Regions from separate parts of the Mus musculus genome. Here regions 2 and 3 are each linked to region 1. A link is a loop called in an ENCODE intact Hi-C map of the cell type or tissue named here. Cell type or tissue: heart. All regions are shown on one strand.

Region 1 (8,000 bases):
AGCTGGCCAAGAAAATTGAGCCGGAGCTGGAGGGCAGCTCTGCTGTGACCTCCCATGATTCCTCCACTAACGGACTGATCAGCTTCATCAAGCAACAGCGGGACACCAAACTAGAATAACTCCAGCCGCGGCCCTACTGACTGGTCCTCCGTGTCCCTTCTCACCATATGCACTGCATGGTCCTGCCCCTCCCTGCCCAGAGCGCACCACCGGTAGTTGGCCTGGACTACAAGGCTGTTGGGAGAAGCTGGTCTGGAACTGCCATCCACCCACTACGCACCCTCCCTGTTGAAGCTGATGGAAGGGCTTTGACGTGTCATGTTGTTCTGACCTGTATTTCACACCCCAGCTAGAATAAAGACACCTAGAGGAGGCATGGGGGCTCAGCCTCTTCAGTTTACTGAGTCAGTACTTTTATCTGTTACTTGTGGGTGACCCTGCTTATGCCTTGTTTGGTTGGCTCTTTACTTGGTGGTGGGCTGGTCCACAGTCTCGGAGGATTGATCGTTATGAGGGGACAGCTGGGTGATAGGGGCACTTGGGAGGCACAGGCAGGTCTATCTGAATTCAAGGCCAGCCTGGTCCACAAAATGAGTTCCCGGATAGCCAGGGCTACACAGAGAAACCCTGTCTACAAAAAAGGGGTTGGGTAGGGTGGGGTCAGGGATCTGCAGTTAGGTGGGCAACTTGCTCTCCAGTCACGTGTTCACCTCCTTCCCCTCCTCACCTTGGTGACGTGGAAAAAGTAATTCTGCTTCACTAGGTAGGTTTTTGCTTGCTTGTTTGTTTGTTTACCTTCGCTTTATTTTTGGTATCAAAACCTAGGAATGGGGCTGGAGAGATGGCTCAACAGTTAAGAGTACTGACTGCTCTTCCAGAGGTCCTGAGTTCAATTCCCAGCAACCACATGGTGGCTCACAACCACCTGTAATGAGATCCGATGCCCTCTTCTGGTGTGTCTGAGGACAGCTACAATGTACTCACATACATAAAATAAATAAGTCTTAAAAACAAACAAAAGAACCCAGGGATGAACTCGATTATACCCTTCAAAAGACAGTTTTAGCAGGGTGTCATTACTGTCACATTCATATCCTGGCTATCAGTGAGTCCTTGTGAGACTGAGTGACAGCCCTGTCATTCTACTTTCCACCATGTTAATTAGGCCCATTTGATGGCCAGTCAATAAAAAGACTTGGTACATGTCTTAGGGTTTTATTGCTGTGAAGAGACACCATGACCATAGCAGCTCTTGTAAAAGACAACATTTCATTGGGGCTGGCTTACAGTCCAGAGGTTTAGTCTATTATTGTCATGGCAGACCATGGTGGCACATGTGGGTAGACCTGGTGCTTGAAAAGAAGCCAAGAGTTCAACATCTTGATTCGAAGGCTGCGGAAGGTAGGCCTAGCTTGAGCAAGTTAGACCTCAAAGCTTGCCCCCACAGTGGCACACCCTTCAGCATAGCTTCACTTCCTAGTAATGCCACTCCCTTTGGGCCAAACACTCAAACAGGAGTCTACCCTGTAGACTGTACACAAACTTGGTCACTGAAGTGGGTGGTTCTGATGCTAAAGTCCTGTTCCCCAATTGGTTCTTGATTTGTCAGTAAAGAAAGCTAGAGGCCAATTGCTGGACAGAAGGTATAGGTGGACTTCCCAGGTCCCAGGAGGAAAAAAAGGCAGATAGATGCAGGGAAGGAGAAAGTGTCTTTCTGCTGTGTTTTAGAGGAAGAAGGACACAACAACCATGTGAGCTCTCAGGGGAGCCGCCAAGGATGTTTAATAGGGGCTCGGTGGGACTAGTTACTAAATTTAGGGCAGGTGGAGAGATGGTGATAATTGGTTAAGTGGATGCTTTTCCAGGCAGGAGATATCTGTGCCCAGCAATTGTGCCCAGAAGGTAAGTTGTAAAGTAACAAGCTGTGTGTCTTTATCTGAAGATTCAAGGGAAGCTCAGGGGAGGACATGTCCTGGAGCTAAAGGGGGTTAAAGCAAAAGGGAAGCAATAGTGTGTGTGTGTGTGGGGGGGGGTGTTTGGTAGCCCTTCTGGGTCCCCGGATTAAAAGGCACTTAAAACTACACTCAAACACTGAAACTTATAGAGGAGAAAGTGGGGAAAAGCCTTGAAGATATGGGCACAGGGGAAAAATTCCTGAACAGAACAGCAATGGCTTGTGCTGTAAGATCGAGAATTGACAAATGGGACCTAATGAAACTCCAAAGTTTCTGCAAGGCAAAAGACACTGTCTATAAGACAAAAAGACCACCAACAGACTGGGAAAGGATCTTTACCTATCCTAAATCAGATAGGGGACTAATATCCAACATATATAAAGAACTCAAGAAGGTGGACCTCAGAAAATCAAATAACCCCCTTAAAAAATGGGGCTCAGAACTGAACAAAGAATTCTCACCTGAGGAATACCGAATGGCAGAGAAGCACCTGAAAAAATGTTCAACATCCTTAATCATCAGGGAAATGCAAATCAAAACAACCCTGAGATTCCACCTCACACCAGTGAGAATGGCTAAGATCAAAAATTCAGGTGACAGCAGATGCTGGCGAGGATGTGGAGAAAGAGGAACACTCCTCCATTGTTGGTGGGATTGCAGGCTTGTACAACCACTCTGGAAATCAGTCTGGCGGTTCCTCAGAAAATTGGACATAGTACTACCGGAGGATCCAGCAATACCTCTCCTGGGCATATATCCAGAAGAAGCCCCAACTGGTAAGAAGGACACATGCTCCACTATGTTCATAGCAGCCTTATTTATAATAGCCAGAAACTGGAAAGAACCCAGATGCCCCTCAACAGAGGAATGGATACAGAAAATGTGGTACATCTACACAATGGAGTACTACTCAGCTATTAAAAAGAATGAATTTATGAAATTCCTAGCCAAATGGATGGACCTGGAGAGCATCATCCTGAGTGAGGTAACACAATCACAAAGGAACTCACACAATATGTACTCACTGATAAGTGGATACTAGCCCAAAACCTAGGATACCCACGATATAAGATACAATTTCCTAAACACATGAAACTCAAGAAAAATGAAGACTGAAGTGTGGACACTATGCCCCTCCTTAGAAGTGGGAACAAAACACCCATGGAAGGAGTTACAGAAACAAAGTATGGAGCTGAGATGAAAGGATGGACCATGTAGAGACTGCCATATCCAGGGATCCACCCCATAATCAGCTTCCAAATGCTGACACCATTGCATACACTAGCAAGATTTTACTGAAAGGACCCAGATGTAGCTGTCTCTTGTGAGACTATGCCGGGGCCTAGCAAACACAGAAGTGGATGCTCACAGTCAGCTAATGGATGGATCACAGGGCTCCCAATGGAGGAGCTAGAGAAAGTACCCAAGGAGCTAAAGGGATCTTCAACCCTATAGGTGGAACAACATTATGAACTAACCAGTACCCCTGAGCTCTTGACTCTAGCTGCATATGTATCAAAAGATGGCCTAGTCGGCCATCACTGGAAAGAGAGACCCATTGGACACGCAGACTTTGTGTGCCCCGGTACAGGGGAACGCCAGGGCCAAAGGGGGGGAGTGGGTGGGTAGGGGAGTGGGGGTGGGTGGGTAAGGGGGACTTTTGGTATAGCATTGGAAATGTAAATGAGCTAAATACCTAATAAAAAATTGAAAAAAAAAAAAAAAAAAAACTACACTCAAGTCACCTGAGTTTCATCTATGAAACCTATATAAAGGTGGATGGGGTGAGCTGATGTCACATGTATTGTGGCAGGCACATACTCAGTAATGGGATGTATATGGTACTTACTTGAGATTAGCCTGGGCTGAGTGAGCAAGTTCCAGACTTGTCTAGCTATACAGTGGAAACGTGTCTCAAGAAAAGGGTGGTAGGTCACAGTAGGGTCTCAGATATAGGTCAGTGGTAGCGCATGCTCAAAGATTGGGTTCAATCTATCATGTGGACACACTTGTGGGGTAAAGTTTCTCCAAGTTTCAAGTGCTTGACTTGTGTCCAGCAGGTGGCACTATTGGTAAGTGGTGGAAAGTAGGTGGGGCTCAGTTGGAGAAAAATGTCTCCCTTGAGAGGGAAAGACATGACTTTGAGAGATTTGCTGCAGACTCTTCTTTCCCTGTATCCTGGCTGCTACCTTTGTGGAAATGACACAAACTAGAAGAGTGCACCGGATTCCATTACAGATGGTTGTAAGCCACCATGTGGTTGCTGGGATTTGAACTCGGGACCTTTGGCAGAGCAGTCAGTGCTTTTAACCACTGAGCCATCTTTCTAGCCCATTTCTAAAATTCTCACACTGCTATGGTTTCTCAAAGTAGTCAAACTCACATGTGCTTTCTGTTTCTGGGATTAAACACTTGTGGAGGAAAGGGTTACTTTGGCTTATAATTTCCGGTCATGATCTATTATTGAGGGAAGTCCTAGAAAGAGCCAATGAGCAACTGCTTGCTGGATTGCTCCCTGGCTCTGTGTGTGTGTGTGTGTGTGTGTGTGTGTGTGTGTGTGTGTGTGTGTGTGTGTTTAGGACACAGGATAACCTCACATGTGATTCCTCTGGTCCAGTCAGTCCTTTTTTTTTAATTTATTTTTTTATAAAGACAGTGTCTCAGTAGCCTGAAAGTTACTGATCAGGTTGGTTGATCCAGTCCCAATTTCAGGGTTTATTTGCTTTTGAGATACTCTCAAGCCAGAGCTGGGTTGAGTTTCACTATTTAGTCCAAACTATAACCAGAGTTCACCCTTACCTGGCAATACATGCTTTTCAAATGTGCTTATTTTTTTTATTTTAGTAAAACTCATCACTAAAATTTTTCTTATTTTGGTTTTTTGAGACAGGGTTTCTCTGTGCAGTCCTGGCTGTCCTGAAACTCACTCTGTAGACCAGGCTGGCCTTGGACTCAGAAATCCACCTGCCTCTGCCTCCCAAGTGCTGGGATTAAAGGCATGAGCCACCACTGCCCGGCTAAACTTTTTATTATTTACTTTAATGTGCACCATGTGTATTCCTGCTGTCCACAGACTCCAGAAAAAAGAATTGGCATTGGTTCCCCTCCTGCCTACCCTCTGCAAACTGGAGTTGTAAGCAGTTGAGTAACCTATGTACATGCTCAACATTTTTATTTTGTTTTGTTTTTCCATACAGGGTTTCTCTGTGTAACAGTCCTGGTTGTCCTGGACTTGTTTTGTAGACTGCTGGCCTCGAACACATAGAGGTTACACAACCCCGCTGTGGCATATGCTCAAATCTTCAGTCTTCATATGTATTTTAAATGTATCTGTCAAAATTAAGGACTTTGGGGGGCTGGAATGATGGCTCAGGAATTAAGAGCTCTTTCAGAGGACCCAGGTTCAATCCCACCACTCACAGGACAGTTCATAATTAACTGAAACTCCAAGAACTGACACCCTCACACAGACCTACATGCAGGCAAAACACCAATGCACATAAAATAAAAAAATAAATGATTATTTTTTAAAATGTAAGGACTTTTTGTTTGTTTTTTTCGAACAGGGTTTCTCTGTATAGCCCTGGCTGTCCTGGAACTCACTCTGTAGACCAGGATGGCCTCGAACTCAGAAATCCACCTGCCTCTGCCTCCCGAGTCCTGGGATTAAAGGCGTGCGCTACCACACCCGGCTTATTTTATTTTATTTTTGTTATGTTTCTTGTTGTCTGCCAATACCGTCATCCTGTTTCCAGTTGTCAACGTCTAGTTAAACCTCTTTGTAGATCCTATCAAGATATCAGAGATAAAACAGGTGGTCTCCGTCCAGGACCCCTTTGGGGCGGAGTCGGGGAGGAGCAGGCGGCGCGCGTGCGCAGATAACACTCTCTGTCGGCCACCGTAGCTCGCGCTGTCACGTGGGAGCCCAGTAGTTATGGCGGCCGTCAGGAAGCCTGTACTGCTGGGACTTCGAGACACGGCGGTGAAGGGCTGCCCCAAAGGGCCCTCCGCCTGGACCTCTAGCAAGCTGGGTGGCGTTCCGGTGAGTGCGGCTGCGATGTCTTGGCGGGGCCGCGTGGAGGGTGTCCGGGCGGGAGCGGCGTGGGTCCCGGGGGTCTGAGCTGCAGCCTGCTCCTCAGGACGCCCTGCCGGCCGTTACCACTCCGGGGCCGCAGTGTGGCCGCTGCGCACAGCCGCTCACGCTCGTCGTGCAGGTGTACTGCCCGCTGGACGGCTCCCCGTTCCATCGGCTTCTGTACGTGTTCGCCTGTGCTCGTCCAGGCTGCGGCAACAGCCAGACGCGCAGGTAGGCGGGGAAGTCCTGTCGTGAAGTCTGGTCCCAGGACGGGGCGGGATGGGGCGGGATGGGGCGGGCCGAGGCGGGCCGGGTGACACTCGGTGGGGCTGGATGTCCAGGGTGGAGCCCTCACTGTGTCTGTCTTGCCTCTAAGCTGGAAGGTGTTCCGTTCCCAGTGCCTGCAAGTGCCAGAGAAAGAGACTTGGAACGCGCAGGTAAAGCGATTCTGATTGGCACACTATGTTTTTCAATAATTTGAGGATCGTTTACAGCAACTTGTCTCCCCTCTCTAGCCCAAGCTGGCCTTTAACTCTCATAAATTTGTTGGCTTAAATCTTCCCTAGTCCTGTGATAACTGCTATGAATCACCACATCCTATTTAAGACAGCTAAAAAGAAGATTTATTTATTTACTGTATGTATGAGTGCTCTATCTGTATGTACACCTGCATGCCAGAAGAGGGCATCAGACTCAGTATAGATGGTTGTGATGAGGTTGTTGGGAATTGAGTTCAGGACCTCTTGAAGAGCGAGCCTTCTCTCAGTCCCTTAAGACAGTTTTTTAAAAGATTGCTTTTGGAGGCTGGAGTGATGTTTCGGTAGCTAAGATTGCTTGTTGCTCTTTCAGAGGACTCAGGATCAAATTTCAGCACTCAGGTGGCAGTTCAAAATTACCTGTAACTCCAGTTCCAGGGGTTCCAATGCTTTCTTCTGGCCTCACTGGCACCAAGCACACTGTGGTGAACAGACATACATGCAGGGAAAACACCCATATACGTGGAATAAAAGTGAATCTAGGCCAAGTGGTGGTAGCACGTGTCTTTAAGCCCAGCACTCGGGAGACAGAAGCAGGTGGATTTCTGAGTTCAAGGCCAGCCTGGTCTACAGAGTGAGCTCCAGGACAGCCAGGGCTACACAGAGAAACCCTGTCAGGAAAACAATTGTTTAAGTGTGTGCTTCACACGTGTGTGTCAGAGCCTTTGAGGCTGGAGTTACAGGTGTTTTGAGAGCTGCTTAATGTAGGTGCTGAGCCATCTCCCTGCCCCTAATACCAAACTTTTAAACATGCTTCTTTGCTGCCGTGGAATGAACTTTAGTCTTTCAGAATCATCAAATGCTATTCCCTCAGTTTTCTGGCTTTTTCTTAAGATTTTACTTTTTTTTTTTTAAGTTTATTTATTATTACAAATAAGTACACTGTAGGTGTCTTCAGATGCCCCTGAAGAGGATGTTGGATCTCATTATGGGTGGCTGTGATCCACCATGTAGTTGCTGGGATTTGAACTCAGGACCTTCTGAAGAGCAGTCATTTCTCTTACCTGCTGAGCCATCTCGCCAGCCCCCAAGATTTTACTTTCCAGTTTACATATATGCATGTGACCATCAGTGCAGGTGTCTGTGGAGATAGTGGATCTCCTGGGCTGCCTGATATGGGTGATGGGAATTGAACCTAGTCCTCTGGAAGAGCAGCCAGTACTCTTAAATACCAAGTCAAGTATAATAGTTTATACGAGAGACATGTAGTTTACTGATTTTCTCATTTGAATAAATATAGGTAAGTGTGTGTGTGTGTGTATATATATATGTGTATATATATATATATTCATGTATGTGCATGGCACACAAGGTTGTGTGAAGTAGAAAAATGCTTTTTTGTTTATTTGTTTTTTGTTTTTTAAGCTAAGACATTTAAATCTTTACTAGCTAAATTGATAGCCTCAGGGGGAAAGTCCAGCAAGGGCTTGTGGG
Region 2 (8,000 bases), 66 kb after region 1:
TTTAGAGAAGTATTTTTATAGATAGTTTTTATTTTTTTTTTAAACTGGGAATCTGCTTCCTGAATTCTACACATAGATGGAACATTTTCCTCCTGTATTCAACTCAACAGGACAAAACCCCAGCCCAAAGCTTATTTGGGACATTTAGCTGCTGTCACTAAAGACAACAAACATGATCTGAACTTGGTAGTACATGCCTTTAATCCTACACCTGAGAGGCAAAGACAGGTGGATCATCTACACAGTCAGTGTTGGCTACATAGAGAGTTTGAGGCCAGCCTGGGCTGAAAAGAAAGAGGAAGGGAGGGAGGGAGGGAGAGAGAGAGGGAGGGAGGAAAAAAGAAAATCAACCAAGTAGAACTGTAGGCCCCTAGTTCTGTTTAGTTATATTCCGAACACAATTACTGTTCCAAAAAAAAAAAAAAAAAGTGTTGCTAGGAGCCTGGCGGTGGTGGCCCACACCTTCAATCCCAGCACTTGGGAGGCAGAGGCAGGCGAATTTCTGAGTTCGAGGCCAGCCTGGCCTACAGAGTGAGCTCCAGGACAGCCAAGGCTACACAGAGAAACCCTGTCTCGAACAACCAATATATATTTAAAAGCAGTACTTTTAACTGCTGAGCCAGCTCTCCAACCCCATAAAATAACTTCTGTTCTTATGAAGACACATCAAAGGGAGGAGACGGAGAAGACGTAAACTAGTAGAAACTATTTGTAAAAAATGGTATACTGGTAGTGAAAATATGTAACAAACTCTTATAAGTCATTAGAATAAAATAATTACTGTAGGTGTGAGTCACCGTGACGCACTTGGTTTCTGTAAATAATGTGTACACTCTCACACTAGCTCATTTGTGGTACTGAGGGGTCCAACTAGGCTTTCACATCTATCTGTCATATCTATCTATCTATCTATCTATCTATCTATCTATCTATCTATCTATCTATCTATCTGGTGTGACCAGATGATGACTACAACTTTTAGTGGAGGGGTTCTCCTATCTTATGAGTCCCACAGATGGAACTGCGGTCATCAGGTTTGGTGGCAAGTGCCTTTTCCCCAAACCATCTCCCTGACCCCCAGCTCCTTTTATGATTTTTTTTTTTTTTTTGAGATAGAGTCCCACTACATTGATCAGACTGACTTGGAATTTGTTCTGGAGCTCAGGCAAGCCTTGAATGTGTGTTCCTTTTGCTTCAGTCTTCCAGCTGGCCTCCGTTTCTCCAGTGCTAGGACGTGAAGCATGCAGATTCATCAGTAAACAACGGATGCCATTTCATAGAAGTTGCGTCTTCTACTATCCCATATTTGGTCATTTTAGGTTGCTTTACTTTTAGGTTTTCTTATTTCTAGAGAAATGGATTTTAGTTGACCCTGGACACTAATGTATCATTTGAATTCTGAAGGTTCTAACTGTGAAAGCTGGACTGAAACATTTACTTGTTTTTATTGGGAGGTGGTGGCAGTTCTTGCTATGCAGCCCAGGCTGGCTTCAAAAGTGATCCTCCTGCTTCAGCCTCCTGATTATAGCCTGGGACAATCATAACCTAGAATAGATGTTTTGAAAGAAATTTCTGCTTATAATTTTATGGTAGTTCAGTAATCTGTGTGTGCACGTTCACATGTGGATGTGCTTGTATACACACAGTGTGTGTATATGGAAGTCTGAGAAGAACTTTGCAGTCTACTCCTGGTGTGTGTGGGTCCAGGGAATGTAATGTGGGTGGTCAGGCATATCAACCAGCCCTGATTTGTGTGTATGTGGCGGCGGTCAGAAGACAACTTTAAGGACCTGGTTCTCTCCTTCTACTGTGGGTTCTGAGGATTGAACTAAATAAGGCATTAGGTATATGTATACAAGTGGTTTTTACCTTCTGGAGGCTTTTCACTGGCCCCCAACATTTTCACTTTTAAATGGCTGATAAATGTGATCAGTGAAATGGGATCACCGGTCAAATGGTTTCTCCTTTCTCATTGGACCATGAGGTGGCTCTCCTGACTGGACATTTGTTCCTCAAATACTTGCTTCCACACCTTGTGTGCATAAGGCAGAGCTGGAATTCCTTAGGTCCTAGGAGGTGCATGTGTGTGTGGGGAGGTTGGAGGGCGGGTTGGGGGGGATGGGCCAGACACTACAGTTTCCCTTCCATCTGGGAAGCAGGTGTCCCAGCTGGCTCTTTGCACAGTGAAGGCCAGGCTTCTGTGCATCTGGGTAGGTCAGTCTGCTGCCAACAAGCTCCCTTCCCCTGGTACTGGGGCATGTTACCATCCCCCTCTGAGAAAAGGGAGTCTGGAAGTGAAGGGCTTTCCTTTAAAACTGTTTTCCTGATTACTGGGACACAACACATGAGGTTTGGTTTTCTTTCCCATGACAGCTCTTGCAGGGTAAGACAGATTTTTGTTTGTTTGTGGGTTTGGGGTAAGATACAATATGGGAGTCTCACGTTCAGCCTGCTTCCTTCTACCAGGGTAACTAACACGGAGAAAAGGAAACAACTGGATTTTCCAAGGCCTAGTGGATACTGGTTCTAAATTGACAATAATTCTGAGAGTCCCCTCACATCGGAAAAAACAAACAAACAAACAAACAAACAAACAAAAAACCCTTAGACTCATTATGGCTCTCCAATTAAAGTAGGGATGCCAGTTGATAAACAGGCTTGTTTTGCTTGCTTGTACATCATGCACGACGTTCATGCCTAGCAGTGGAAGAGGTGGTCAGATTTCTTCGAACTGGAGTTAAGGAGAGTTGTGAACCATCGTGTGGATGCTGAGAACTGAATTTGGGTCCCCTGCAAGAGCAACAAACTCTCCTAACCTCTGAGCCATGGCTCCAGCCTAAAAGAATTTTGGTGGAAGTCACACTTACAATGGGTCCCGGAACTCATCCCGTGATTCTTTTCTAAGTCCCAGAATGTGTAATTGGGACGGTTATACCTAGACTTTGCTAGAATCCTTACACTGTGTTTTGAAACTGCCAGAATTCCCACGTTGGTGTCACATCCATGTGGCACAAAGCAGGCAGCATCAGGCTGTGTTCCTTTAGCAGAGGGCCAGGGAGGAATATGGGGAGGGAGGATGTGGGCTCGGGGCTCAGCCTGGGGGTGGGGGGGGAATCTGGAATGTGCCCTGAGGCCTCGGGGTGGACCAGAGCCTGGGCCACCGCTGTCCCGCCCGCGTCCTCGCGAAGTCTGCGCACCCCTCGGCCGGGCCGTCGCCGCCCCCCCCCACATTCCAGAGGCCGCTGCGCAGTCTCCTTCCTCACATTCCTGACGGGGCAAAGGAGTCCCTCCGTCCCCCCGCCCCCTGCGCGCGGTCTCGAAGCGGAGGGGGCGCGGCCCCGAGCTGCGCGCGCATTCCTCCGCCGCGCGCCTCCGTTCCTCCCTCCCTCCCCGCCACGGCCCCGCGCGAGAGTGCGGCCCACGCCGAGCGACCGCGACCCGGGCCCCGCCCCGCCCCGCGCCCAGGGGTCCCGGGGCGGGCTGCGGGCCGGCGGACGATGCGGCGGCGCTGCCGGAGCGGCGGCGGCGGGCGGCGGAGGCGGAGGTGACGCGCCGCGGCGGGCCGACGGCCATGCAGCGCTCGCGGACGGCCGCGGACGACGCGGCTCTGCTCCTGGCCGGGCTGGGCCTGCGCGAGTCGGAGCCGACCGCCGGCTCCCCAGGGCGCGTGCGGCGCGGGCCGAGGGCCGTGGACGAGGCGGCGCCAGCGTCGGGCCGCCGAGGCAAGGGTGGCTGCGGCGGCCCCGAGGCCGCGCCCGACGTCCCGAGCCGCCCCGAGCGAGGCCCGCGCGCCAGCCTCGCGGGCTCGGACGGCGGCAGCGCGCGCTCGAGCGGTATCAGCCTGGGCTATGACCAGCGCCACGGCCCCGGCCCCGGGCCGCCGTCGGGGGGCAGCGCGCGCTCCAGCGTGTCCAGCCTGGGTTCCCGTGGCTCAGCGGGCGCCTGTGCAGACCTGCTGCCGCCCGGCGTCGGCCCGGCGCCCGCCCGCTCTCCGGAGCCTGCCCAGTTCCCCTTCCCGTTGCCGTCGCTGCCGCTGCCCCCGGGCCGGGAGGGCGGCCCGAGTGCGGCCGAGCGGCGGCTGGAGGCGCTCACGCGGGAACTGGAGCGCGCGCTCGAGGCGCGCACGGCGCGAGACTACTTTGGTGAGCGTGCGCGGGCCAGGGTCTGGGTCGGGGGTCCCGGGGTTCTGGTAAGGGCTGTTCTCCAGCCACGGATGCGGAGATGCCCGGCGCTTCCTGACTTGAGGCGGGGGTGGGGTGGGGGTGGGTGAGGGGTGGGATCCAGACAAAATCAGGCTGATTGACAGCCTAACCTGTTTTCTGGACACTTAAAAAAATGATTATTTACTTAGAGACAAGGTTTCACTCTGTAGCTTAGACTGGCCTGTCTTCCTGCCCCCGACTCTGAAGTTCTAGGAGTAGAGACATATGGACTCTGCAAAAGATTCAGTTAGGTGTATATTGAAAGTACCTCGGGAGGTCAGAAGGTGTCAGATTCCTGGAACTGGAGTCTGGTTGTGAGCAGTATTGGGAACTGAGTCTTCTCCGTTGAGAAGTTGAGTCTTCTGCAAGAGCACCAAGCTCTTACTGCTGACCCATTCTTAAGCTCCTTTGCTGGGCATTCTTCTTCATCCCTAGTATTGCCCCTAATAAAGTTTGATGAAGAGCAGAACGGAAGCGTCTCCCCTTCCAACTGAGGCATGGATAGGGGCAGAAAGATGGGGTTCCCCGGGTACCCCTGAACCTGTGTGACTGAGACTTCAGTGCTGGTAGAGGCTGTAGGTGGAACTGTGTGAGGCTACAGGACCAAGGCAAGCATTCAAGGCTTCTCTGGGCTAGGTCTTATAAACAGGATATTTCCTACAAGAATACCGAGCTAGGGGGGTAGCTCTGTGATAGAGCACTTGCCTATCACTGCCCTAGGTTTGTTTTCCAGCAAGGCAAAGCAAATAAACAAAACCACAAACCAGCCTTACATCTGGTTACACATAGATAGAAAAAATACAAAGAAAAATACGCGTTCAGACGTCACCCTTTAGCTTGGCATGGTTGGTACAGACCTGTGATGCCAGCACTGGGGGTTCAGGAACAGTAGGATAGTTTAAAGCCAGCCTCGTCTACATGTAGTTCCCAAACAGTCAAGGCTACAAAGTCAGACTGTGCTTCAAAAAGTGGCAACAGAAAATAGACTTTATATCATTAAATACCAAAGAAAGGGACTCTGACTCATAACAGCCCTGGTAAAGAAATCACATGCATTAGCAAGGCCCCAAAGTCTCTGATGGCTTTTCTTGGCACAACAGTTAGGTGAGTCAGGTACAGGGAGTGAAGCTGGCTTGGGGATGTGTATGGTTAGCAAGCCTGGGACAGGGCTGGCTGAGTCTGAGCTGTCTCACATTCAGTAGAGCTAGCAGCTCCACGATGCTTTGAAGTAGATCTTAGGGGAGTAGACCTTAGCAGGTCGTGTGGGTGTTTTCCAGGGTGGAGGAAGAAAGTGAGGGTATGAGAAGGTTGTAGCCCAGGATGGTCAAGGGCATGCACGGGCTAGAGTGGTTTGGCTTTGGAATGAGATGCTTGATCTGATGACGTGAGAAGTCAGGATGGGGAATCTGTGGTTTAGCCGAGGTGATGGCTGCTGTAAATGGCCTGGGAGTAGGAGGTGAGTGAAAAACTGACCTTCTGCCAGGAGCCAAATTGAGACATTTCAGCCGGATACTCTCTGTGCTCTTGGTTGAGCATCTGATCATCTTCTGGCCCGTGCACACTTAGAGGCTCAGCATTGGTCTGTCTGTTGGCCCCTGTGGCCACTCTCAAGTCTGCGTATTATGCTGGGTATTTAATGTGAGGGTAAAGACACTATAGCCCAAAACTGCTGGAGGTGAGGATCCTTTCTAAAGAGCACCGAGGGCTCAGCTTTAGCCCTGTTAGCCACACAGGAGACTGCGCTGGCTGATTATAGAGGTTTCCCTCTCTGAATAAGCTCTCATCTAGTGCAAGCTGCTCCAGAATGTGCTCCGGAGCTCAGGACAGCCTTTCCCAAGCCTAAACCCCAAGCATTGGGATTGCAGGTGTGCACAGCACAATCAGCTAGATTATGGGGTGATGAGGATGGAACCTTGGCCTTCATGCATGCAAGGCAAGTACTCAGGCAAATGAACAGTGTCCTCAGTCCCCCTTTTTAGCTAGGGCCTCACTCTGTATGCCAGTCTGACCACCAAGTAACCATCTTCCTGCCTCAGCCTCCTGAATGCTAGGGTCACAGGTTTGAGACGTGATACCTGCTCTAAATGCTAGCTCTCACTCCCTAAACCAAAAATATGCCTTTTTTCTGGTTCTTAAAAATGTGCAATTTCGGTTAAACTATGTGTTTGATATCAGTTGGGGTTTTTGAGTTACAGAAATGGCAGTTTCTAGGTATAGTAAACAAGCATTTGGAAAACTGAAACAGAACCATTATGCGTTCCAGGCCAGCCTGTGCTACAAAATGAGACCTGGACAGCAAAACAGAAAACAAAAATGTGTTCATTTCACTTTTTAAAAATTTAATTTAGAGGCCAGAGTCTTAGCTTAGGTTAGCCTTGAACTCTTTTTGCTACAGCCTTCCAATCGCTGGGAATACAGGCACGTGCCATCCTATCCAGCTTGCAGTTTAAAAAGTTTCAAATCTTTTTTTTTCTCCTTTTTTTTTTTTTAAGATTTATTTATTATTTCTTAAGTACTGTAGCTGACTTCAGACACTCCATAAGAGGGCATCAGATCTCATTACGAATGGTTGTGAGCCACCATGTGGTTGCTGGGAGTTGAACTTGGGACCGGCAGAGGAGCAGTCAGTGCGCTTAATGGCTGAGCCATCTCGCCATCCCTGTTTCAAATCTTTTGACCTGAATAAGCACCTCTTACAGAAGGAAGTCTGACTTCTAAGAACCTTGTCTATAGTGTGTTCTTCTGTCTGTTCCATCCCTAGCTCCCTCCTCCATAGGCTCTGTGTCAGCTGACCTCTTGGTACCCCTGTGTCTTCTCCCCAGTTCTGCTGTCTGATGGAGGCCAACAGCCTCAGGCCCCTGAACTGACCATCTACTGCTAAGGCTCCTAGGCCATACTCTGTGTTTGCTTCTCTTAGCAGCCTTTGGTTCCAGCTCTTCCCACTGTGTGACGTGTGTGTGTGTGTGTGTGTGTGTGTGTGTGTGTAGACACATGAATGCTCTGGCATGTATATATGTGTATAGAGGTCACAGACTTAACTCGTGGGAGTTGGTTCTTTTCCTTTACTATGTAGGTTTTGAGGCTTGAACCCAGGTTGTCAGGCTTAGCTGCAAGACCCTCTGAGCCATTTCACTGGCCTGTTTTTGACCTAAGTGGGTTTGTAGGACTTTGTGTGTTGCCCCTAGCCTTAGTCACTTTGCTTTTATGTTCAACAGCTTTCTGGTCTCTTGACACCCATCCTGCTTTCCACTTCACTCAGAATACTGAGGTCCCCAAGTTCAGTCTTTGTGGCCTGGCTTCCTGTTTCTCCCTCTGCCTCAGTACACAGCCAGTCTGCCACCTGAGAGGGTACCATTCTGATCTCTCTGACCTCTTCCTCCAACTTAAGTTTTCCTCTTTCCATTGGCCCTTTTCTTTTGGTTATAAATCTGTAGAAGGATCTTTCACATGCACACACACACACACACACACACACACACGTCCAGACACACATGGGGGTGGGGGGCTGAGATGCCTCTGAGGCTAAAGAAGCAACTTGTTCCCAAGCCTGTCTACCCACATTTGAGTCTCAGAATCTGCATGGTAGAAAGGAGAGAACTGACTCCTGTAAGTAGTCTTCTGACCATACATGTCTCATGTGTGCACACATAGTCATGTCTGTGCACACATAGTCATGTGTGTGCACATGTACACAAATGAATATTTTTTTTTTAAAGCACAAACTTCTAAGTCCATGTAGCATCAATTCCCTCTGCCCTTTCATCTTACCTCCTTTCCATCTTAGTTCTTTGTGTTTAT
Region 3 (8,000 bases), 400 kb after region 1:
GGTTTGGTCCCATCCTTAGACAGAATTTGATTCTAAGTTACCTTGTTTTCCTTTGCTCAGCCATGTCTAGAAACAGCTGTGGCAAGGGACTGGATCTGCATTTTTTTCTTCTTTATTGAGACAGGGTTTCTTTATGTAGTCCAGGTTGTACTGGAACTCACCACAGATACCTTGATGGCCCCAAACTCACAGAAATATGCCTTTCTTTCCATGCTGGTGCTGGGACTAAAAGTGTACACCAGCACTGCCTGTCTGAAGCTTTTTAACATCAAGGTCATGATAACATTGTATACAGGACACTGATTCTGGTAGATTCACTTGGTCTGTAGCTTGAGTTAACATTTTTTTTTTTGACCTGGTGTATTTTCATTATTATTTTTCAAAAGATGTTTCATTTTTTTAAATGACATGTTTGTCTAGGTTGTGGTGGTTCAATCTTTTACACCAAGCACAAGTGACGCAGAGGCAGGAGAGGCAGGGAGATCTTTGAGTTTGAGGCCACCCTAGGCTACAGAGTGAGTTCCAGGACAGCCATGACACAGAGAAAATGTGTCTCAAAAAAACCCCAATGAGTCAATCATGTTATGTGTTAGTATGTCTGACTCTCTCTCTCTCTCTCTCTCTCTCTCTCTCTCTCTCTCTCTCTCTCTCTCTGTGTGTGTGTGTGTGTGTGTGTGTAACATGTGGGTGCAGTCGTCTGCTATGTCTTGGAAAACCCTCAAGCTCGAGTTAGAGGTGGTGATAAGATCTTGATGTGGGTGTTGGTAACAAAAGCCTGAACCTCTGCATTCATAGCCTCTTGTGTGCTCATCCTCTGACCCCAAGAATAATCATAGCCATTCTGTTCCATGCATGCCAGCTTTTTCATATTGTTGCTGAAACATGCCTGCCAGTCATTGGAACAGAGAAGTAACTTAATTCAGAACAGGATCATCCTGACCAAATCCTCTGTTATGTTCTGAATGGTCTGAGGTTTGTTAATCTTAAGAAATTCCATAAATGTTTACATAGGGCACATCAAATCAAAGGTCAATTTAAACTCTTGTGCCTAAAATATCTTGAGTCATATCAGACAACCAGGCTGTCCTTCCTGCACCTGAGTATGAACTCATTGCGGCTTTTCCCTTATAAACTGACAGGATAATGTGTCCATTATCATAGTTTAGAGAATTGTGAACCATGTCTCCGGTCTGACCAGTATTAAGATGTGAGTTCAAGATACCATCACTGTTTGAATGAGATTGATGCTCATATGCTCTCTGGACCAACTCTTAGACCACAACATAACCCTGAGTTGTGGGAAGCCGTTGCAGAGTGGCAGTTGCAGAGTGGCAGTTGGCTACTGCTGGCCACCACACATACATAGGCAGTGAAGGTTCTTTTGCCAAGACAAGTTAACTAATCAGATGTGAGACACGCCTCTCCTAGGCCTATGTAAGCAGCACCAGTTCTGGGCTCAGGGTCTTTTCGCCTCTACAATCAAGCTCTCCCAATAAACGTGTGCAGAAGGATCCTGTTGCAGCGTCGTTCTTCCTGGCCAGTCGAGCGCGCAAGAAGTGGTGCCGAAAACCCTGGAAAAGAAACATCTTTAGGCACGAGCGAAGACCCCCTGCTACAGGGAGGATTCAGAACTGCATCACAGGGAAGGAGCAGATAATAAAGGTTCCCGCAAAACAGACTGTTGAGAAGGATCCAGCATGGATTCAGAACTCTTCAGCTGGGGAACGGTGGTAATAAAGGTTCCCATAAAACAGACTGCTGAGAAGGATCCAGCATGGATTCAGAACTCTTCAGCTGGGGAACGGTGGTAATAAAGGTTCCCGTAAAACAGACTGCTGAGAAGGATCCAGCGTGGATTCAGAACTCTGGCTGGGGAACGGTGGTAATGAAGTGTTTCTGCAAAACAGACTGTTGAGAAGGATCCGGCGTGGATTCAGAACTCTTCAGCTGAGGAACGGTGGTACCGGGTGAAGAAAATCCACTTTGGGTTCCGACGCGACTGACAAGGACCATGAAAGATCAAGATGAATCCGAAGATGATCCTGCTCCTGATGATTGAGACCGGGATAAGTATACCTTTGTGGGCCATAAGTTCGCCCTAGGTCATTTAGCAGTTACTGTCACACAGTACTGCGGTATCCAGAGACGGGCAACTTTCCTCATGCACAGACCAACCTAAGACACGGGGCCCAGTGGCGATAGGGTTACCCTATGACGGGAAAGGCTGTGACATTAGAGAAACGACCTAAAACAGGAGCCACGACGGATGGACATAATTGCACAGGCCTAGACCAGCCTCATTTTATTAAAACAAAAAGGAGGAGATGTGGGAAGCCGTTGCAGAGTGGCAGTTGCAGAGTGGCAGTTGGCTACTGCTGGCCACCACACATACATAGGCAGTGAAGGTTCTTTTGCCAAGACAAGTTAACCAATCAGATGTGAGACACACCTCTCCTAGGCCTATGTAAGCAGCACCAGTTCTGGGCTCAGGGTCTTTTCGCCTCTACAATCAAGCTCTCCCAATAAAGGTGTGCAGAAGGATCCTGTTGCAGCATCGTTCTTCCTGGCCAGTCGAGCGCGCGCAAGACTGAGTCATATCTCTAGCCCCTATTTTGATTATTTTACATGAGCAATTGGAAGATAGGTTTTGTACTAGTATTAGTATGAAGGATCTTGGTGGTTACTGGCCCCCTTTTCTGCTACTTTCTGCTTTTCCTAATCTAATTTTCTTCTAGATTGTTAGAAGCTTGTTTTCTTATCCTATCCTAACTGCAATGTTAACTTTTCATTAGCTCTCAGGCTCCTTTGTAGCCCCAAAGAAGAAAACAGAGTAAATTGGCTTTTTAAAATCTAGTGGTAGGACCAGATATAAGAAGGCAGCCAGCAGGAGGCTGTGAAGGAACTTAAAGAGATTTGCAAACATGGGATAAAAAACTACCTTAGCAGGAGGTTCATGAAGGTCAGTTATTGACTCCAAGAACTTACTGCTTCTGACATCCCTCCATGTGATAAGGAGCCTTCAGAATTGAATCGACTCTCCAGTAGAGTATCCATATAACCACACAAGATCACATTGATAACAGAGTTCTACCACCTTAACTATGGTAATTTGAGTAGGTTCGACCACCATGTCCTCATGCATTTGAATGCTTGGCCCATGGGAGTGGTGCTTTTAGGATGTGTGGCCTTTTGGAGTAGGTGTGGCCTTGTCAGAAGACATGTGTCACTATAGGGATGGGCTTTGAGGTCTAAGCTCAAACTCCACCTAATGTGAATGACAGTCTGTTACTGTTTGCCTTCAGACCAAGCTGTCGGACTCTGGGCTCTTCCATCACCGTGTCTGCTTGCACAGTGACATATTTTCAACCATGATGATATTTCTGAAATTATAAGTCATCCCAGCAAAATGCTGTCCTTTAGAGGAGCTGTCTTGGTCATGCTGTCTCTTCACTGCAATGAAATGCTAACTAAGACATTAACCTTGAGGAGAGGAGGCACATCTATTTTCCAGTAATTAGTGCTTAGACCTGGAGGGCAGCTGGTAAGACTGACCAGATAATCCAGTTACTCATAGCACTTGTGTCCCACCCCTGAGCACCCACACTGGTCTGACATAACTGAAGGATACTCTAAAGATGATAAATATTACTGGTAGAATGCTGAAGAGCTTACAAAGAAATATTAGAGAAAATGACCTATGGATCAATATCCACCATGAATGATTCCAGCAAGTTTGGTCAAAGACCTTGAGCAGGGCATTCCAATACCCAGCAAAGCAGGACTCTGTGGAAAACTGATAAACACCACCCCCTGGTGTCCACTTGTGGCAGTTACTGACTTTCTATAATTTGTTTATCAAAAGGTTTTGAAATATTTTTATAGGGGGGCTTCTGCCCCACATTAGCCTTTATATCCCCTGTATAAAAGACACAGAAACCTGGTACTTTTATTAATCCACTGTCAGCTTAGACTCTGCAGGTTCTGAGATACTCTAATCTACATCACAGCCATAGGCTGCATAGAATTATTTGCTGTTTGAGTCTTGCCTGGCTTGCTCTCTTCCTGTGTGTCCTCAGGGCAAGCTTCTCTTGACCATATTCTCATGGTCCATCCTACTTCATGGCAACCTTCTTCTCCCTCGCCTTGTGGTCCCTACCTTAGACCACCCTACTCAACCTCAAGTTCTGCCTTCCTTTCTTTCCTGCCCAGACAAGTCTCTAGACTTTTATCACCCCATCAGAGATTTTTGGGGACTGTTCTTTGAAAGACATTGGTCAATACAATGCCCAAATTGGGCACATCTGAATACACAGCAGACAGAACCAACCCCAATAGAAAGTGTCTAGTTAATATGTAAAAAAATATTTAAAAAATTTAAAAAATAAAATAAAATGAAACCCAGTGGCAGGGCTGGAGAGATGGCTCAGTATGGGGCATTGGGCTATGCACAATGGTCTCCAGTTGAGCTGAGATGTTGTACCCTGGGACCCGGTGGTGATAATTCACTTACATGGGAGTGAAGGAGTTCTCTTATGTCTTCTGGAACTCTGGCTCCTGTCGAAGTTACCACCCCTTCAGCCCCAACAAGAGAAGCATGGCTAGAAGTCATGTAGGCAATGTCCCAAGCTTCTGACCTTCAGGCTAAACTCCTCCCCAGTTACCTAGCAACAGTAAAGATAAGAGCATACTTTAAGTGGGCTGCTTGGCTCCACCTCGCTCTCTCACTCCTCTCATTCCTCTCACTCCTTTTGTTCTCTTGCTCTTGCTCTTACTCTCCTCTCCTCTCCTCTCCTCTCCTCTCCTCTCCTCTCCTCTCCTCTCCTCTCTCTTCTCTTCCTCTCCCTCCCTCTTATTTTCTAGCCTTTCTTCTCTCTCTCTCTCCTTTTCTCCCTTTTCTCCTCTTGGCCATGGCCAGTCTCTTTCTCTTTCTATCTTCTCTCTTTTTCCCTGCCTTTCTATAATAAAGCTCTAAAACCTTAGAGTATCTCTGTTCATCAAGACCTGCCACACTTGGAGGATAGGATAGGTTTTCTCCTAATGAGCCTTTTCTAATCTCCAGATGGAAGGCTTTCCTGTGCTCCAGCCAAAGTCCGCTGCACTCACTCTCACGTGTATGGGAGCCTGTCTCCCCTCAGCCCTCTCTCCAATAACCCCAGGGTGACAGGGTGTTTCCCTGGGGCTCCCCAGGTCGGGGGCTGCCCCTTGTCCACCCCCCCATCGAGTGGGGTCAGAGGCTTAGATGCCCACCTGGGGCCGAGTAGAAAGCATCTGACAGCCCTGCCCTGTCTGCCTGCTCAGAGAATAGGAGGAACTCTGGATGAGCACAGGCTATTCTCCCTCCTCCTCTTTCTCCAGCAGCCTTTTAGATCCCACAGCTCATTGGTTAAGAGCAGTGATTGCTTTGCTAGAGAAGGGTTCAGTTCCCAGCATGCATATGGCTGCTCACAACTGAAGAAAATACAGCACTCTCTTCTGGTTTCCATGGCCAGTGCACACACATGGTTCATGGACATACATAAAGGCAAAGCACACATATACATAAAAATTAAATAATTTAAAAAATCCTTGGCAAGATTCTCCAGTGAGTAACTGGAACGCTGCCACATGGAGAGGTGGTCTGGTTTCTTCCTGTCAGATATCTAATTTTCATGCACAGAAATTAGTCATGTGAGAATTATTCTGTTCCAGTGCAATGATAGTGTTACATTAGTTCAGGTCTCCACCATGATGTCCTCTACTTAATTGTACAAACTTTCCACAGGTTTCCATGGCTACAGAACCATGTACAAACCATGCATGGATAAGCAGGTGTTTCCTGGGCTCTTCCCATATATATGTTTCATTCATCTGATGACTAAATTGTATACTGGAGCTTCACACATCCCACTGTGGATTCTGGGGTCTGGAGTCCAGACCAGGGATTGTGTGGACTCACCCCACTGATAAAATGCCCTGTAGGATGTGGTAAAAACACTGGGCATACAAAAGTGCTTAGAGGCAAGACTGATATGTGTCTTATGTTTTCAGATCCAGTGAGCCAGGATACAAAATTCAGGCCCAGAATGCAAATGAGGAACTGAGCTTTAATTGTGAAGGAATTGGGAACCATGAATACTTTAAAATAGAGTGAAGATCTAGCAACTCCAGTCAGGTTGGGGATAGCTTAAATGTTGCTTCTCAATTCAGCTGGAAGGAAGGAGTCATGAGTTAGGGTGCAGATTTTGGCTGTGGAGAGCATGTGACCCAAATGCTCCCAGCAACTTGACCAACCTTGAGACCTTAAGAATAAAAGGTGTCTGGGTGGGTGTACACAAGAGGCAAGTTTTGGAGGTAAGACCTTTGCTGTTCAGAGAGGGTGTGTGGGTCCTTCCTGATAGGCCCAGTGTTGAGATGACATTTATTTGTGCACACACTTTGTGAGTAGCATAGGCTTATCTTGGAGCAGGAGTGGGTAGTAGACACGTGTCATTGGCCTCCAGTCTCCAGTGAGGTGAGCTATGGAGAACGGAGCCAGGAGTGCAGGATGAGGGTAGTTATTGTGTAGGTGAACAGTGAATAGACTGTAGGGACAATGCTTTCCTTTTCCTGGTGGAGAATGTGGCCGTGGACCTGTGTCAGGCATAGCAGAAGCTTCTGAATGAGACAAGGAGACTCCTGTCCATGATGCTTGAGAATGTTAGTGTTGTGGCCTCACAGATTCCTTTACATCCTCCTGTCCTAGGGTGGGCACTTTCCTTTTCTTTGGGGATCATATTTTTCTCTTTGGTTTTTCAGGACAGGGTTTCTCTGGGTAGCCCTGGATATTCTAGAAATCACACTATAAATCAGGTTGGCCTTCAATTCAGAGATACAGCTGTCTCTGGCTTCTAAGTGCTTTTTATCAAGGATTGTTCTTGGTTTGTGTCTTAGTTAGAGTTTTATTGCTGGGAAAAGACACCATGACCTTGAGAACTCTAATAAAGTCAAAAGTTGAATTGGGGCTGGCTTACTCTTACAGAGGTTGAGTCCAATATCAAGGTAGGAAGTAAGGCAGTGTGTAGGCAAACATGGTGATGGAGAAGGAGCTGATATTTAGAGTTCTACATCTTGATACTAAGGCATCGAGGAGGAGACTGGCTTCTTCAGGTAGCCAGGAGGCATGTCTCCTTGTCCCTGGTGGAGCCGGAGTACTAGGAGACATCAAATCTCCCCTACAGAGTGAAACCTTTGCTCCAAGAAGGAAACACCTACTCCAATAAGGCCATAACTCCTAATAGTGACAATTTCCATGGGCCAAGCATACTTAAACCAGCATGAGTGACAGGGTATGATGAGTCATCTTGTACCTTCTCCTTAAAGTTTCTCATGCCTGATGGGGTTAATATCTCTGAGGAATACTCACCCATATCTGTAAGATGTTTCTCTCTGCTTTAAAAACATTTTTTGTTTTTGTATTAGATATTTTCTTTGTTTACATTTCAAATGTTATCCTCTTTCCTGGTTTCCACTCTGAAAACCCCCTACACTCTTACCCTCCCCCCTGCACACTAACCAACACACTCCTGCTCCCTGGCCCGGGCATTCACCTATACTGGGGCATAGAACCTTCACAGGACCAAGGGTATCTCCTCTTGTTGTTGACCAACTAGGCCATCTTCTACTACATATGAAGCTGGAGCCATGAGTCCCACCATGTGTTTTCTTTGATTGGTGGTTTAATCCCAGGGAGCTATGGGGGTACAGTTAGTTCATATTGTTGTTACTCTGTTGGGAACTAAAATGGGGGTCCTGGGGAAGGGGTGGGGGAAGACCCACACACTGCCAGAGTTTACATATTCTCTGGTCAATCAGGCGTGGGAGAGCTGCCATACACTTTCCACTCAGCCCTGTGTGGGCATTCCTCTATGCCACTCTTCATGGGGTGGCCAAGGGGCAGCCCTACCTGGGATTCCCAGAGCTACCTTGCTAAAACCCCGAAGTTATAGGAGAGAGGGATGAGGGAAGAGGTTCCCTACACCTGC

Evidence for each region. Hi-C counts contacts between places; a loop is a spot of excess contacts. Peaks named below come from ENCODE experiments on the same cell type or tissue, not always from the same donor. Only the 100,000 strongest peaks of a DNase experiment are listed, where the experiment ranks them.
Region 2: it touches region 1 in a loop (2.2-fold over the local background); 2 of 42 quality-filtered maps call a loop at or near these places.
Region 3: a loop joins it to region 1, with 8 times the contacts of the local background. A loop is called at or near these places in 5 of 42 quality-filtered maps.

Annotation. Positions count from the first base shown.
Region 1 is chr7:34,194,533-34,202,532 of GRCm38, reverse strand. Pdcd2l (programmed cell death 2-like) reads left to right here and starts at 5,863. Exons shown (of 7, transcript NM_026549.4): 1 at 5,863-5,997; 2 at 6,095-6,261; 3 at 6,407-6,467. The coding sequence starts at 5,890. It overlaps Gpi1 (glucose-6-phosphate isomerase 1), which reads left to right. Exons shown (of 18, transcript NM_008155.4): 18 at 1-1,206. The coding sequence ends at 119. In heart, CTCF peaks have their summits at 3,996 (motif pointing right) and 6,703 (motif pointing right); a DNase peak (open chromatin) is centred at 5,842; H3K4me3 peaks cover 1,332 bases; H3K27ac peaks cover 699 bases.
Region 2 is chr7:34,128,631-34,136,630 of GRCm38, reverse strand. Wtip (WT1-interacting protein) reads left to right here and starts at 3,363. Exons shown (of 8, transcript NM_207212.2): 1 at 3,363-4,142. The coding sequence starts at 3,572. In heart, no CTCF peak of the experiment used is centred here; DNase peaks (open chromatin) are centred at 3,320 and 4,050; H3K4me3 peaks cover 3,030 bases; H3K27ac peaks cover 2,313 bases.
Region 3 is chr7:33,791,012-33,799,011 of GRCm38, reverse strand. No RefSeq gene overlaps it. Among named protein-coding and RNA genes, the nearest start is that of Scgb1b24, 51 kb to the right of the region's middle. In heart, a CTCF peak has its summit at 3,816 (motif pointing left); no DNase peak of the experiment used is centred here.